Linked DNA regions of Mus musculus: region 2 is linked to region 1. Evidence: chromatin contacts called from ENCODE Hi-C data. All regions are on one chromosome and are shown on one strand. Each heading gives the region's core, a stretch centred on a gene start or an enhancer-like site at or near the end of the contact. The rest is flanking DNA. Distances are from core to core; before and after follow the strand shown. Region 1 holds the start of Efnb3 (ephrin B3). Region 2 has its middle 25 kb from the start of Gm33742.

What was found. A loop is a pair of places that touch in the nucleus more often than their neighbours do.
Region 2: a map of T-helper 17 cell shows a loop between it and region 1 (24-fold over the local background). The contact joins the enhancer-like site here to the promoter of Efnb3 in region 1. A Hi-C loop is called at or near these places in 3 of 37 maps with a recorded cell type or tissue (T-helper 1 cell and T-helper 17 cell).

The regions. Positions count from the first base shown.
Region 1 is chr11:69,558,640-69,561,613 of GRCm38, reverse strand. It overlaps Efnb3 (ephrin B3), which reads left to right and starts at 1,377. Exons shown (of 5, transcript NM_007911.5): 1 at 1,377-1,922. The coding sequence starts at 1,801.
Region 2 is chr11:86,892,013-86,894,986 of GRCm38, reverse strand. No RefSeq gene overlaps it. Among named protein-coding and RNA genes, the nearest start is that of Gm33742, 25 kb to the right of the region's middle. Within about 2 kb of position 1,588, at least 2 of the 3 ENCODE cell types and tissues checked have a DNase peak (open chromatin) inside an H3K27ac peak, as active enhancers do.

The DNA of each region.
Region 1 (2,974 bases), core at 128-2,627:
GGTGTGAAGTCAAGCAGGTGGGGGTGGGGTCTCATGCCATTGACTGTGTGGTTGCTAGGCAACTTGGTAAACTGAGGAGCAAACCTGTTTAAAATCTCACTCCTGAGGTGGCTGCATCAGGGGTCAGAGTGAGCTGGCCTGAGCAGGGGTGGCAGACGATTGAGTGTGACTGTGAGACTAAGCAGACAGTGACAGACAGACAAGTCAGTGCTGATGGCTGCACACCGCCCTGTTTACTATCATGCAGCTGCAGAAGAGAAGGGTGCAAGACACGGTGTCCCACTGCACCCCAGTAGGCAAAGGAAGGACACACAGGAAGGAGCAAACAGAAAAACAGCTGCTTCTTATTGGACTCCCTCTAGACTGCGGCGCACGCTCGGGCAAGGGGCTTGCTCGGTAGTTCTTCGTGCTTCTCCATCTGTCCACTCTCCCTCCTCCCCACACACCTTGTCAAATACCCAGAATGAGAGTCTTTGAAGAGATGCTGTCAACGGGGCCATGGTGGGGACCACAGTCAAAGGGAAAGGAGCAGCCTGTGGAGGATTGGGCTGGAAGGAGAGGAATGTCGCCCCTGCCGGGAGGTGCTGAAAGCCTTGCTTCTTACACCCAAGAAGGCAGCTCCTCCCTTCCCCCAGGATAATTGGAAACAGCCTTTCCTGTGGATTGCTGCTTTGGGGTTATAGGTACCCCCTTTCCTCTCCCAGTCATACTTTTCTCCGTGATCACCCAAGAAGGGCCAAAATTTACTACTCCCTGGTCTCTTCGTCTAATCCACAGAAAACAGTAAAGGGTCCAAGAAACCGTGACAAAATGAACCCCAGGAAAGGGGGAGTTCAGCAGCCTAGATTGTGTCTTCGGGGTTTTCCTAAACTCCCCGTGTGACCTTGGGCAAGTCACGGGGTCCCCTCTCAACCTGGATAGCTCTACCCCCTCCCACTTCACACAGGTAGCCCATCAACTTAGCGTTACTTTGTGAAGTGCCTAGCCTTCAAGGTTATCATTATCCTCTCCAGACCGCCTGGAAAGCCGCGGTGTTGTTTTGGAATGGGAGAGGAGTAGGCTGCGGGGAGCAAAGGGGGAAGGTTTTTTCGGGGTGGAGAGGGCAAGAGCCTTTCTGGATGCTAGCGAGGAAGATTCCAAACGCTCGGGCAATCGGAGGGCAGGAAGGAAAGCAAGTAGAAACTCAGCCAGAGACGGACACTGCCAGAGACAAAGGGGGCGTGAGAGACCGCGCCGGGCAGCGAGGCGGGGTGGCGGACGGGAGGTGTGCGAGGTGAGGGAGGTGTGGGGGGCGTGGGCCGCGGGATGCGACGCCCGCTCCGACTGTGCTCCAGCTCCGGTTTTTCCCTCCACCATGCTCTCCCCCTCCCCGCCTCTCCTTTAACTCCCCCCTCCTGGGCTCGGGACTGGTTTCCTCCCTTAGCCCGCTGCCCTCAATCCCGGCGAGGCTGGGGCTCCAGCTCGGTGTCTCCTTCTTCGCTCCCTTGCCCGGCGCCTCATGTTGCCCCCGCCCGGCCCTCGGCTCCCCATGTCCCCCACGTAGCGGGGCGCACAAATCCCGAGGTGCGGCGCGTGGGCCGGGGGCGCGTAAGGCGCCTGCAGACGGCCCCTGCAAGGGTTCTTGTGGGGCTGAGCGCTCTGGAGCCGGGGAGCAAGCATCGCAGAAAAGAGGGTCCTTGTGGGAGCTGGGGGTGACTAGCCACCCACCAGGGTGACTGGGGTTCCACAGCGTGGTAGCCACCCCTGGGGGTGAGAGACTTTGGGGGAGTTGGTGCCCCGCCCCCAGGCCTTGGTAGGGTCATGGGGGCCCCCCATTTTGGGCCAGGGGGTGTGCAAGTCGGGGCCCTGCTGCTGTTAGGTTTTGCGGGGCTGGTATCTGGACTCAGCCTGGAGCCTGTCTACTGGAACTCGGCGAATAAGAGGTGAGTGGTTGGGACTGAGGAGATTCCAGTCCCATGGATAAGGGATATGGAAGCTTTGAGACTAACCGGGCTAGGATTCTGAGCTGAGAGGGGGCTGGCAGAAGGGTGCTTGCTGTAGCGCTGAGGTGAGGTGACAGGTTACAAGACAGAGCAATGATCTTGAGAGCCAGACTCCTAGTCTCACAGAGCTGGTTGTGGGTGGTGATACCATGTGTCAGGAGTTGGGAGATCTTAAAGGGGCAAAGATAAAGTTCACGGGCAGGGGGAGGGCAATGGAGTGGCTATTTGGCTCTGGAGGAGACCTGTGTCATCTGCGTTGAAGGGAGCCTGGTTAATGTCAGCTCTCGGGAGAGAGGTGCTGAATGGGTGCTGCTGAGGCACTGAGGAGAAGGGCAGGGACACCTAGCTCCCAGGAGGCACTCGGTGTTGCAGATGAGGGGGAAGGGGGTTCAGTTTGGGGCTATAGAACAACCCACCCAAGGTTCCTTGACTCTCAGTCTGTGTTCCCAACTGGTGTTCACAGCCAGAGGACTAGTTGACCCTTTGGTTGAACAGTTTGGCAACTAGAACATGGTCCTGTCTTCCTGGTTTGGTGGACTCTTTCTGGAGGCCCCTCAAAGCCCCCTCCTTCTCTCCTGCCACTGGGAGTCCTGAGGGTGCCACTGGCCTCTCCAGTCATCTTGACCGACCGCAAACTCTCCCATCGGGGACTCCGGTCCCTGACATGCTAGCTTTGCTTGGAAAGAGGCCAAGGGTCAGTCAGTCACACAGGGCAGACAGAACCTCTGGGAGGCCATCTAAGTGATTTGTCTCCATGACATTTCCTATCCCCACCAGCCCAAGAGTTCTGTGTTTCAGAAACTTCCTCCTTCGCTGGGGCGGTTGTGAGAGGTCATGGGAGGGGGGAGTGGACCTGAGACTTTATCAGGCACTTGGTCTTAACACTAGCCCTGCTCTTTGCAGAAAGCTGTGTGGTCTTAGGCATGTCACTTAACCTCTCTGAGTTTGTATCTTCAGTCCTTACAGCTGTTATGAGGATTGGAGGCAAGGTA
Region 2 (2,974 bases), core at 339-2,838, about 17 Mb before region 1:
TACTTTAGTTATACCAAGTAGACGTCCATTAATACTTTGAAACCAGAGGACAGACATATACTCGGCTGGCACTAGTGAAGCCATACCCACACTGGAATGGGTTCCCAGCACAGAACCAACAGGAGGGCAGGCCAATGTCTGGGCTTCGGATGGCTTGCCTTTAAGATCGAGGTGTCGTGTGGCATTCATTTAAGCTCAGCCCTTGGAGGCAGAAGCAATGAGATCCGTCATTTAAGGTCATTCCTGATCACAGAGGGAGTCTGAGGCCAGCCTGGGCTACATGAGATGCTATCTCAAAGAAACAAAAAACAAAACTAGAGAGAGGGAAAAAAACATTAAAATAAAAGTTAAAATCTAGATGTCAGGGTGAAAATATTCTATTGGGCCTAAGGTCTGCCGTAGAATCTTCTACCAGAGGAAGCAGACACCCGCGTGCCCCAGCTGGCTGCCAGACAGCACGGTGTCACGGGGAGTCTTGGCTGACTCACTTTTCGCTGGTCTCAGCCCAAATGCCTGCCCTGATATGGTTCTAGGTTATCCCTTCCTAGAAAATTCGGTGCCTCACTTTGGCCCATCCGTTGTGGAAAGACCTGGAAAGACGTGCCCTGTGCTGCCACCTAACGGCTGCTCCCAGTCAAGGCAGGGCTTCTCCCGCTGTTCTCGGCGGCACTGTACAGCCCCTCTCTGCCCATCCTACCTGCTTTGAGAGGCTCGCAAAGGGAGGAGCGCTCTTCCAGGTGCGCTCATTTCAGGGCACCAGGGCTGTGACTAAGACTGGCAAGTCGTCTTAAACTTCGCCACGTCCCGGTTGTTATTTCCTGTCTGTTCCCCCGCCGTGATTAACGGTAAAACTCTGAAGGCAGAGGGGGACCAACGTGCTTGTTTACTGAGAGAGGAAGGAAGCGGGGGGAGCTGGGAAGAAGGTACCCTAGGTTTAAGGGAAATAACAGCCTGGCAATGAGGTGGGCGGATGGAGCTGATGGGAAGGGAGGCTTGTTAGAAAAAGGAAAGAGCAGGTGCCAGTCAGATAGCTCTGCCAGCCTTTCCAGTTTTATCCTTTTAAATAATGATTTGTTTATTTGAGACAGGGTCTCACGCAGCGCAATCAAGCCTTTGTGCCTTGACTCCTCCTCCTCCTCCTCCTCCTCCTCCTCCTCCTCCTCCTCCTCCTCCTCCTCCTCCTCCTCCAAGACAGGGCCTCACTATGTAGCTCTAGAACTCCACTATGTAAACCAGGCTGGCCTGGAAGTCACAGAGATTCTCCTGCCTCGGTGCCCAGCTGCTGAGATTACAGGAATGTGCCACCATACCTGTGTGCACATCTGTTTTCAAGCAGGGAGATGAGACACAGTAGCGTTACCAGCTAGTGCTGGAGGTTAGGGGCCTCGGTAGCACATGACACCCCACCACAGTACAGGATCTTAAGTACAAATGGCTACGGAAAGGCTAGGCATACAGGATACCTGCCTGGGAACAGAAAGGATCAGGATGGAAGGAGCGGTGGATGCTGTGGTGGAGGAGGACACACGGCTCAGCTAAGGAGGCAACAGCTGCGGAGCCATGGGTGGTTATGAGTTTAACGACACCGCGCACCTGCATTACCAGATCTTTCAGTTTCTAAAGAGCTGGGAGTCTGGGTTCTTCCGTGAAGTCTCTTTCTTTTGAAGTGTTGGCAGCTAATGTAGCTTAAAAAGAAAGAAAGGAAAAAAAAAAGAGGCAGCATTCTGTGGGCCAAATAAAACATGTCAGTGAGGCATATTTAGCTCCAAGGCCGACTCCACAAACTTGGATCAAGGGCTATTTGTGTTCTGGAATCGTGACACACTAACAAGACCCTTTCAAGGCATGTGGTCTCAGGCAAGCAAATGCTAGATAACGGGGACGAATGTGTGAAGTGCCTTGGCTCAGACTTATTAGCTGGGATGGTCAGACCTAGATGTCTACAGAGAGCTACTTTGTTAATATGTCACACGCTGCTTAAAAAAAAAAAAAAAAAAAAAAAAACATTGAATGTATTCATCCACTAACCTCAGAAGCAGTTATTGGCTAGACCCAGCAATATAGACCTGTAACCCCAGCTCTTCAGGAGGCTGAGGCAGGAGGATGTCAGGTTTGAGGCCTTCCTGGGCAGCTTAGTGACACCTTGTCTCAAAATAAGAAGTAAAAAGAAGTTTGGGGACATAATTCTGTGTTAGAGAACTTGCTGACTAATGCAACCTACTTGTCTGTCTGTCTGTCTTTTTCCCTATGGGTAGCCTTGGCTGTCCTAGAACTTGCTTTGTAGACCAGGCTGGCTTCAAACTCAGAGATCCACCTGCCTCTGCCTCCTCCTGCATGCTGGGGTTAATGGTGTGAAGCCCCACACCTGGTGCTACAACCTCCTGTGGGCTGCCATTGTCTAGTTCAAGAGACTTAACACTAGCTGACTGAAGTCACTAAAATCCCCAGCGGTGGCACGAGTCTGCCCTAGCTGCCTAGGCTAGTCTGTCCAGGCTGTCTGAATATGAACTTGGTTTAAGATAATTTTCACAAAGGGAACTATTTCCACTGAATATTGACTCTTTGACCAAGACTGCGTTATTTTAAAAGAGTGATTCCTACCCCCCCACTCTCTCTAGCAGAGCAAATGCATATGTGTTAGGGTTTATTAAGGATAAGAGAGGAAGAATTGTGGCAGATGGGAGCGTCACTGAGGAAGGAGTAACCCACTGCTCTGTTCTGATGGGATTAGAGACAGCCACTGAGAGACAAGAGGACCTTAGCACACGTGTTTGTTCCTGAAGTCCCCTGGACTTGCTACTCGGCCTTCAAAAATATAATCTTAAGAGAGTCAAATAGTGCCAGGTATGGTGGTTCACGCCTTTAATCTCATCACTCGGGAGGCAGAGGCAGGCAGATTTCTGAGTTCAGCGGATTTTGAGGCTAGCCTGGTCTACAAAGTGAGTTCCAGGACAGCTAGGGCTACAGAGAAACC